2 separate regions of the Homo sapiens genome follow, and region 1 is linked to region 2. A link is an interaction called in ENCODE POLR2A ChIA-PET data of the cell type or tissue named here. Cell type or tissue: CD4-positive, alpha-beta T cell. All regions are shown on one strand. Region 1 overlaps SPG11 (SPG11 vesicle trafficking associated, spatacsin). Region 2 overlaps PATL2 (PAT1 homolog 2).

What was found. ChIA-PET counts read pairs that join two places held together with the same protein. Peaks named below come from ENCODE experiments on the same cell type or tissue, not always from the same donor. Only the 100,000 strongest peaks of a DNase experiment are listed, where the experiment ranks them.
Region 1: POLR2A ChIA-PET joins it to region 2 with 5 read pairs; 4 of 35 experiments call an interaction of 5 or more read pairs at or near these places.

What each region holds. Positions count from the first base shown.
Region 1 is chr15:44,568,862-44,573,861 of GRCh38, forward strand. SPG11 (SPG11 vesicle trafficking associated, spatacsin) reads right to left here. Exons shown (of 40, transcript NM_025137.4): 32 at 4,686-4,884; 33 at 3,822-3,959; 34 at 1,664-1,797; 35 at 537-644. Among named protein-coding and RNA genes, the nearest start is that of EIF3J, 34 kb to the left of the region's middle. In CD4-positive, alpha-beta T cell, no CTCF peak of the experiment used is centred here; no DNase peak of the experiment used is centred here.
Region 2 is chr15:44,681,280-44,686,279 of GRCh38, forward strand. All of the region lies in intron 3 of PATL2 (PAT1 homolog 2), which reads right to left. Among named protein-coding and RNA genes, the nearest start is that of SPG11, 20 kb to the left of the region's middle. In CD4-positive, alpha-beta T cell, no CTCF peak of the experiment used is centred here; DNase peaks (open chromatin) are centred at 1,752 and 2,142; H3K4me3 peaks cover 622 bases; H3K27ac peaks cover 1,614 bases.

The sequences.
Region 1 (5,000 bases), 110 kb before region 2:
AAACTTATTTTCTTCAGTATTTAGCATCGGCTGGGCACGGTGGCTCATGCCTGTAATCCCAGCATTTTGGGAGGCTGAGATGGGTGGATCACCTGAGGTCGGGAGTTCAAGACTAGCCTGACCAACATGGATAAACCCCATCTCTACTAAAAACAAAAATTAGCCGGGCGTGGTGGTGCATGCCTGTAATCCCAGCTACTTGGGAGGCTGAGACAGGAGAATCACTTGAACCTGGGGGGCGGATGTTGCGCCGAGATCACGCCATTTGCACTCCAGCCTGAGAAACGAGCGAAACTCCGTCTCAAAAAAAAAAAAAAGAAAAAGAAAAAAAAAATATATGGCATCAGCATATTCACGGACTGATCTGAACCAGAATCTGAAGCCACTGGTGACAGTGTATGTCTTGGGGAGGTCCCTAATTCCTTCCCTCCATTTTCCCAAGAGTCTACCCTGACTGAGATTATTCCTGAGAAAAGCTGAGGCTCCTGAATTATCAGCAGTACACCCCATCCTGGAGCTCATTACTTTGCACCTACCGGATCCAACTTCTTCCTCATTAGCACTTCAAAGTAGTGCTTTTTATGCAGCAAATCAAATATGTATGTCATCTCGTTGTACCTTCCAATGCCAGTGAGGAGCCGTACCTGTGAAGTGGGAGGACAGCTCGCATCAGCATCACCTGGAGTCTGGAGTTCTCTGAGCCAGACAACTACCATCAGTGGTTGCTTTCAGATGCCAAGCTCCAGGAGGAGAAGGGCTAATTTCCAGGCTACCATGCTTAGCTCCCTCCCATGTACCCAACAGGGGGCCTCTGGAGGATTCAGAAATGTCAGTCACTGGGCCACCACTGGCTGTTCTTTTTTTTTTTTTTTTGAGATGGAGTCTTGCTCTGTCACCCAGGCTGGAGTGTAGTGGCACGACCTCGGCTCACTGCAACCTCCGCCTCCCGGGTTCAAGCAATTCTCCTGCCTCAGCCTCCCAAGTAGCTGGGATTATAGGCATGTGCCACCATGCCTGGCTAATTTTTGTAGAGACAGGGTTTCACCATGTTAGTCAGGGTGGTCTCCAACTCCTGACCTCAGGCAATCCGCCTGCCTCGGCCTCCCAAAGTGCTGGGATTACAGGCGTGAGCCACCATGAACGGCTTTGCTGTCCTTAAATGTGACTCTCAAGTGCTAAAGTGCCATTCTCCTGGGCAGGCACTCTTCCTCTTTTCACCACTACTCATGACAGTGGCCCAGTAGCTTGCTCAGCCACTCAGGTCAGTTTCAAGCCCAGAGAATTTAGGGAGGCACATGGGAACTGAGTTGCCGACTTACTTCAATTCAGAGATGGGGGGAAGGTCCAAACCTTGTTTTGGGGAAAAATGCAGCTGTCTTAGCCCTCTATCTAGAAAAGTTAACTGCCCTGACTAGGGGGTGGGATGGCCCTGGAACCTGGGAGGGATCTTCTCCCTTTCGCTCCTTTGGAGCAACCTCTGATTCTGACAGAAATGATAACTTGGAGCAGAGGGTTGGGCTGCCCAGCCAACTCTCAAGTAGGTAGTGGTATCCAGATGGGCAGAACCCCCTACGACTACATCAGCTCTGGGCTGGCTCCCACCCTTTCTACTACTCTCAAAGGTTTCCACAGGATGGAGACTGGGGTTGAGGGGGCTACTTACCACCAGCCCATACTCCTCACTGGGGGCCAGGTGGTTATCTGTGAGCATGTGGGCGGCCTGTAGGACTCGGATGATGCCCTCCATGTGGCACGTCAGGGTGAAGCAATGATGGGCCAGGATCAGGAGCTCTGTGGCTGGGAGGGTGGGCACTGGTAAGATAAGATTATGAACCCTGGCTGCCCACTGTCAACCTCTGCCTGGCAGGAGGGAAAAAGGGCCTGGTGGAGAAGGGGCCTGTCTGGAGAGGGCCGTCCCATCAGCCCTCCGAAGTCCCTGAACTTAGCAGCTGTAGCTTTGAGACAGCCCCTTGATGACATCCAAATCATTCTCTCAGTCATGGCACAATCCTCAAAGACAATCATGTAGTGACTGTTTCCCCAAAAGGCCCCCAAAATGAGAACACAGCACCCTCGCCTTCTAAACATGGAGAAACTTTCTGCAGACAAACTGATGGAGTTCCTGCCAACATGAATCCAAGGGCATTCTCTGCTTGTATCCCAGCAAAAGGTCTCAGGGCCTAATCAAGTGCCATTTGGTGTTCTGGCTTTCTAGAGTAGTGAAAGTCTGACATGTACAGATTTAAAAATACTACAATCACTGTAAGCACAATGAAAAGGCAAACTGGGAAAAACACCTGCAATGTGAGGACTGAAGAAGGTTCTCCATCCTTAAAACATGCTGTAGCCTCTGGGCTTTTGCATCTGCAGGGCCCTCTCCAGTCCTACTGACTCCTAAGCATCCCTGACAATGAATCCTTCAGGCCTTCGTTTGGACATTTCGTCCAGAACTCTATCTTGACCCCATCATTCTGGCTCTTACTGTGTATTAAGACCCTAGTCTGAGCTCCAGGAATTGCTTATACACCATATCCTAGATGCTTATAGTGTCTGGCACAAAGTTGGCACTCAGTAAATACTGTTGAACTGGACCGAGAAGAGATAGAGAAGGCTATTTTTATTTAAATTTCTTTTCTTTTTTTTTTTTTTTTTTTGAGATGGAGGCTTGCTCTGTTGCCCAGGCTGGAGTGCAGCGGCGCCATCTCCACTCACTGCGAGCTCCACCTCCCGGGTTCAGGCCATTCTCCTGCTTCAGCCTCCCGAGTAGCTGGGACTACAGGCACCTGCAACCATGCCCGGCTAATTTTTTGTATTTTTAGTAGAGACGGGGTTTCACCGTGTTAGCCAGGATGATCTCGATCTCCTGACCTCATGATCCACCCGCCTCGGCCTCCCAAAGTGCTGGGATTACAGGCTTGAGCCACTGCGCCTGGCCTTAAATTTCTTTTAGAGATGGATCTTACTCTGTTGCCCAGACTAGAGTTCAGTGTTGCAATCACAGCTCATTGCAATCTCCAACTCCTGGGCTCAAGGGATCCTCCCACCTCAGCCTCTCAAGTAGCTGGGACTACAGGTGTGCACCACCATGCCCCGCTAAGTTTTTAAAAATATTTTTAGAGACAGGGTCTCACTATGTTGCCCAGATTGGTCTCAGACTCCTAGTCTCTAATTATCCTCTGCCCTCGGCCTCTCAAAAGCATTGGGATTACAGGCGTGGGCCACTGTTCCCCATTCTAATATACAGTTTTTCATTATATATAAGAAATCTGTGTAACCATTAGAAGTTATATAGAAGAATATTCAATGCCATGAAAAATGTTAATGACAGCATATTCATAAAGTAAAAAAATTATAAACTATACAGAGTATAATGTCATTTTTTAAAAAAGAGAACTTATCACACATTCTAATGAAGGCCTATAATGAGTTAGACATTATGGAAAATAAACAGGCTTTGAATCCATGGACTGGGTTCAAATACCAGCTCTGCCACTTAACAGATGTAATCAGCTTTCCTAAGGTAAAGTTTGTCTCCCTTCTAGGGGACAATAACGTTCTCTTTGCAGGGCAATATAAGAGTGAAATAAGTATGTTGAGTAAAGGTTACCTTTTTGTATGATTTTAAATTTGGGGGTACTCATCCATAATTTCTAAATTTTCTTCAGTGAAGTTAAGGCTTTCTACCAAGAACTTATAACTCCTGCTGGAGGGCTAGGCATCCAGAGCAGGAACAGGGACCCAAATCAAGTTTTGGAGAGACTGGGAGACCTTTTGAGACCTGTTTAGGGCCAAAATATGTAAGAAAAAGGTCAATAACTTACTGCAAGACAGTTCCCCATGGGGAACGGAGGAAATCTTATCCAACAACTTCATGCCTACCAATGTGCGGTCTTGACACAGAGTGGTCAGCTGAAGAAATGTCTGGCTTTCCTCTGTTGGGTTGAACATCTGCTTATGTCCTGTACAGAGAGGTGTGAAGACAGGTGCTGGTTTTATCTAAGAGAGGCCCACTCTGCCCAGGCTTAGGCACCAGGAGGTAATGCTTATGGAGCTCTGCAGCTCTCCGCTTGCTGAGCTTGAAACCCTTGGCCTATTGGTCATTTTATAGGACAGGAGTTCTTTTTTTTTTTTTTTTTTTTTTTTGAGATGGAGTCTTGCTCTGTCATCCAGGCTGGAGTGCAGTGGGGTGATCTTGGCTCACTGCAACCTCAGCCTCCCAGGTTCAAACGATTCTCCTGCCTCAGCCTCCTGAGTAGCTGGGACTACAGGTGCCCGCCAACACGCCCGGCTACTTTTTTGTATTTTTAGTAGAGGCGGGTTTCACTGTGTTAGCCAGGATGGTCTCTATCTCCTGACCTCGTGATCTGCCAGCCTTGGCCTCCCAAAGTGCTGGGATTACAGGCGTGAGCCACCGCGCCCGGCCAGGACAGTTCTTTAGCTCAGAAAGCCACAGCTACTCCCAGTGTAATCATAAAACAATAAAAAGCAACAGCATGTATTTTGTACATGTATTTTGTAAAAAATAAAGCATGTATTTTGTTTTATTTAAACAAAATACATTACTGCAATCCAGAAACTTGAGAGAACCACATACAGGATGTATATAAGCACAACATCCAAATCCTTAACACTGGGAACTAGAGAATGCTGTCAGAGAGGTTGGGAATCCCCGGGGGGTAGGGCACCTGTTCCCTGTGATGAAGTAAGCAGCTCCCGTGTCACCTCTTCTGCCACGAGTTCAGCCACAGTATCTGGCTTAAGGCCCTGTGTGCTGATGAAGGCCTGGGCTCGTTTGCATCGGTCAGGCTGCTGAGAGGCCAAGATTTTCCGGAGCATGGCTTCACCATCCTGAGCAGCAACATCTGTGTAGGAACAGCCCAACTCCTGAGAGGAAGACAAAGCCAGTCAAGGCCACTTTTAGAAGCCAGGAAAAAGCAAAAGAGCCCTTTCTGAAATCTGATGTGGACAGACTCCACTGTATTCTGAGCTTACAGACTCCT
Region 2 (5,000 bases):
AAGTGCTGGGATTACAGATGTGAGCCACTTCTCTCGGCTGTGATTTCTTAACTGTAAGTGCAAAAGACATGTTTCAGTCCTGACCTTAGCTGACATCTCTACAGCATTCAACACTGCTGATCACATCCTCCTTGGATCTCTGTGCTCCCACAGCTTCCCAACACTTGTCTCCTGGCTCTTCCAGTACCTCTTGGGTCATTTTTCTTTGGCCCTTTTCCTGCTCCCCTCATCTTCTTCCCATCCTTTGAATATCCGCTTCCTCAGGCTACTTCTCAGTCCTCTATATATCAAATATTCTTAATCTGAGGATCCCCTGAAATTGTGTATATGTTGGTGTGGTTTTCAGTATGTTTGTTTTTCTGGAAAGAGCATCTGTAGCTTTTATCACATCCTCAAAGGGATCAAGGATCTGCAAAGGTTAAATCCTCTGCAACCTGATATCCCTGGGCAATCTCATCTCATGCTGATGATTTCCAAGTTGTTTTGTCAGATCAGACACCCCTCAACTTACAACACCTCAGTGTTTCTCATGTCCCATTCTTTACATAAAGCATAAGCCCCTTTACAATCTGGCCCTGACTGTCATAGAAAGCAACCAGTCTCCTATCTTAAAGTTCCCTACCTTCTAGATTGAGTTTCAGAAATAGTAAACTGCTTTTAGCTGCATGGAGAAATTAGGGTTCCACTTTAGCCTTCTCTCGTAATCGCTGTGCACCAGGTTGTCCCTACACTGGAGACCTCTCGCCCTTGGTCTGGGAGCTATATTCTGTTGTTGATTAAGGCAGCTTTCTGTTCCAGTTCTGTCTTTCCAATGATATTGAAAGTGTGTATCTTAGCAGGTAATATGCTGTGCATTATGTCATATAAGCAACATGAAGTTACAAAGTAAGAGTTGTTTTAATTGGAAGGTGATTTCAGAATTGTCTTTATTGAATGGTCTTATTCTAATATTCTAGTTATTCAAATGGGAAAAACAAACTCGGCCCAGGATTCATCTCCTCCAGGAGGCCTTCTCAGATAGGCTTTTCCCTTCCAGCCTGGGATAGGCACCCTTATGTGTGCTCACTGATCCTTATGCTTTTTGCTCATTGCACCTACCACACTGTGTCGTCATTCTGTTTCTAAATTTGTCACTCCCACTTGCAAGCAGAGATGTTCCTCATCTCTGTGCCCCTGGCACTTAACACAGTCTCTGGAACAGAGTAGGTTCTTAGTAGATGTTGACTGAGCTGAACTGGAATGGAAAATTATGGACCTTTCCCTGAGAGAGAGACTTCTTCAGAGGGGTTTCTTGCCAGCCACCTGGGTGTGTCCTACTCCAGCTCACTCCTCACGTTCTTCCCAAGAAATTTCATTCCAAGAAACAAACCAGAATATCTAAGCCAGAAATCATAAAAGAAAAGATACGTAGATTTCACTAAAGAAAGTTAAACTTCTATATTGAAGACATATTTATGCCAAAGTAAATGCTAGATGGAGCAAAGATTTAAACATAAAAAAAATCTCAAAACGGTGGCTGGCAAGATGGCCAAATAGGAATAGCTCTGGTCTGTAGCTCCAAGAGAGATCAACACAGAAAGTGGGTGATTTCTGCATTTCCAACTGAGGTACCCAGCTCATCTCACTGGGACTGGTTAGACAGTGGGTGCAGCCCACGGAGGGTGAGCCAAAGCAGGGTGGGGCATTGCCTTACCCGGGAAGTGCAAGGGGTTGGGGAACTCCCTCTCCTAGCCAAGGGACTGTGAGGGACTGTGCCTTGAGGGACGGTGCACTCTGACCCAGATACTACGCTTTTCCCATCCTCTTCACAACCCACAGAACAGGAGATTCCCTCAGGTGCCTATGCCACCAGGGCCTTGGGTTTCAAGCACAAAACTGGGCAGCTGTTTGGGCAGACACTGAGCTAGCTGCAGTTTTTTTTTTCATACCCCAGTGGCGTCTGGCATGCCAGCGAGACAGAACCATTCACTCCTCTGGAAAGGGTGCTGAAGCCAGGGAGCCAAGTGGTCTAGCTCAGTGGATCCCACCCCCACAGAGCCCAGCAAGCTGAGATGCACTGGCTTGAAATTCTCACTGCCAGCACAGCAGTCTGAAGTCAAGCTGGGACACTTGAGCTTGGTGGGGGGAGGGGCGTTTGCCATTACTGAGGCTTGAGTAGGTGGTTTTCACCTCACAGTGTAAACAAAGCCACCAGGAAGTTCAAACTGGGTGGAGTCCACTGCAGCTCCGCAAAGCTGCTGTAGCCAGACTGCCTCTCTAGATTCCTCCTCTCTGGGCAGGGTATCTCTGAAAGAAAGGCAGTAGCCCCAGTCAGGGGCTTATAGATAAAACTCCCATCTCCCTGGGACAGACAGAGCACCTGGTAGAAGGGGCAGCTGTGGGCACAGCTTCAGCAGACTTAAACATTCCTGCCTGCTGACTCTGAAGAGAGCAGCGGATCTCCCAGCATAGTGCTCAAGCTCTGCTGAGGGACAGACTGCCTCCTCAAGTGTGTCCCTGACCCCCATGCCTCCTGACTGGGAGACACCTCCCAGCAGGGGTCGACAGACACTTCATACAGGAGAGCTCCGGCTGGCATCTTGTGGGTGCCCCTCTGGGACAAAAATTCCAGAGGAAGGAACAAGCAGCAATCTTTGCCGTTCTGCAGTCTCCGCTGGTGATACCCAGGAAAACAGGGTCTGGAGTGGACCTCCAGCAAACTCCAACAGACCTGCAGCAGAGGGGCCTGACTGTTAGAAGGAAAACTAACAAACAGAAAGGAATAGCATCAACATAAAAAAAAAAAAAATCCACACAGAAACCCCATCCGAAGGTTACCAACATCAAAGACCAAAGGTAGATAAATCCATGAAGATGAGGAAAAACCAGCACAAAAAGGCTGAAAATTCTAAAAACCAGAACATCCCTTCTCCTCCAAAGGATCACAACTCCTTCCAGCAAGGGAACAAAAGTGGACAGAGAATGAGTTTGATGAATTGACAGAAGAGGCTTCAGAAGGTGGGTAATAACAAACTGCTCCAAGCTAAAGGAGCATGTTCTAACCCAATGCAAGGAAGCTAAGAAGCTTGAAAAAAGGTTGGAGGAATTGCTAACTAGAATAACTAGTTTAGAGAAGAACATAAATGACCTGATAGAGCTGAAAAACACAGCACAAGAACTTTGTGAAGCATTCACAAGTATTAATAGCTGAATTGATCAAGCAGAAGAAGGAATACCGGCGATTGAAGATCAGCTTAATGAAATAAAGCAAGACGACAAGATTAGAAAAAAAAAATGAAAAGTAATGAACAAAGCCTCTGAGAAATATGGCACTATGTGGAAAAGACCAAATCTACATTTGATTGGTGTACCCGAAAGTGATGGGGAGAATGGAAACAAGCTGGAAAACACTCTTCAGGATATTATCCAGGAGAACTTCCCCAACCTAGCAAGACAGGCCAACATTCAAATTCAGGAAATATGGAGAACACCACGAAGATATTCCTCGAGAAGAGCAACCCCAAGACACATAATCATCAGATCCACCAAGGTTGAAATGAAGGAAAAAATGTTAAGAGCAGCCAGAGAGAAAGGTTGGGTTACCCAGAAAGGTAAGTCCATCAGACTAACAGTGGATCTCTCTGCAGAAACCCTACAATCCAGAAGAGAGTTGGGACCAATATTTAACATTCTTCAAGGAAAGAATTTTCAACCCAGAATTTCATATCCAGCCAAACTAAGCTTCATAAGTGAAGGAGAAATAAAATCCTTTACAGACAAGCAAATGCTGAGAGATTTTGTCACCAACAGGCCTGCCTTACAAGAGCTCCTGAAGGAAGCACTAAACATGGAAAGGAACAACCGATACCAGCCATTGCAAAAACATACCAAATTGTAAAGACCATCAACACTATGAAGAAACTGTGTCAACTAACGGGCAAAATAACCGGCTAGCATCATAATGACAGGATCAAATTCACACATAACAATATTAACCTTAAATGTAAACAGGCTAAATGCCCCAATTAAAAGACACAGACTGGCAAACTGGATAAAAAGTCAAGACCCTGCCAGGCACGGTGGCTCACGCCTGTAATCCCATCACTTTGGGAGGCCAAGGCGGGTGGATCACGAGGTCAAGAGATTGAGACCATCCTGGCCAACATGGTGAAACCCCATCTCTATTAAAAATACAAAAAATTAGCTGGGCCTGGTGGCACACACCTGTAATCCCAGCTACTTGGGAGGCTGAGGCAGGAGAATTGCTTGAACCCAGGAGGCAGAGGTTGCAGTGAGCTGAGATTGCGCCTTTGCATTCCAGCCTGGGCAACAGAGTGAGACTCTGTCTCAAAAAAAAAAAAAGAAAAAAATCAAGACCCATCAGTGTGCTGTATTCAGGAGACCCATCTCATGTGCAAAGACACACATAGGTTCAAAATAAAGGGATGGAGGAATATTTACCAAGGAAATGGAAAGCAAATAAAGCAGGGGTTGCAATCCTAGTCCCAGATAAAACAGACTTTAAACCAACAAAGATCAAAAGAGACAAAGAAGGGCATTACATAATGGTAAAGGGATCAATGCAGCAAGAAGAGCTAACTATCCTAAATATATATGCACCCAATACAGGAGCACCCAGATTCATAAAGCAAGTTCTTAGAGACCTACAAAGAGACTTAGACTCCCACACAATAATAGTGGGAGACTTTAACACCCCACTGTCAATATTAGACAGATCAACGAGACAGAAAATTAACAAGGATATTCAGGACTTGAACTCAGCTCTGGACCAAGTGGACCTAATAGACATCTACAGAACTCTCCACCCCAAATCAACAGCATATACATTCTTCTCAGCACCACATCGCACTTGTTCTAAAATTGACCACATAATTGGAAGTAAAACACTCCTCAGCAAATGCAAAAGAACGGAAATCATAAAAAACAGTCTCTCAGACCACAGTGCAATCAAATTAGAACTCAGGATTAAGAAACTCACTCAAAACTGCAAAACTACATGG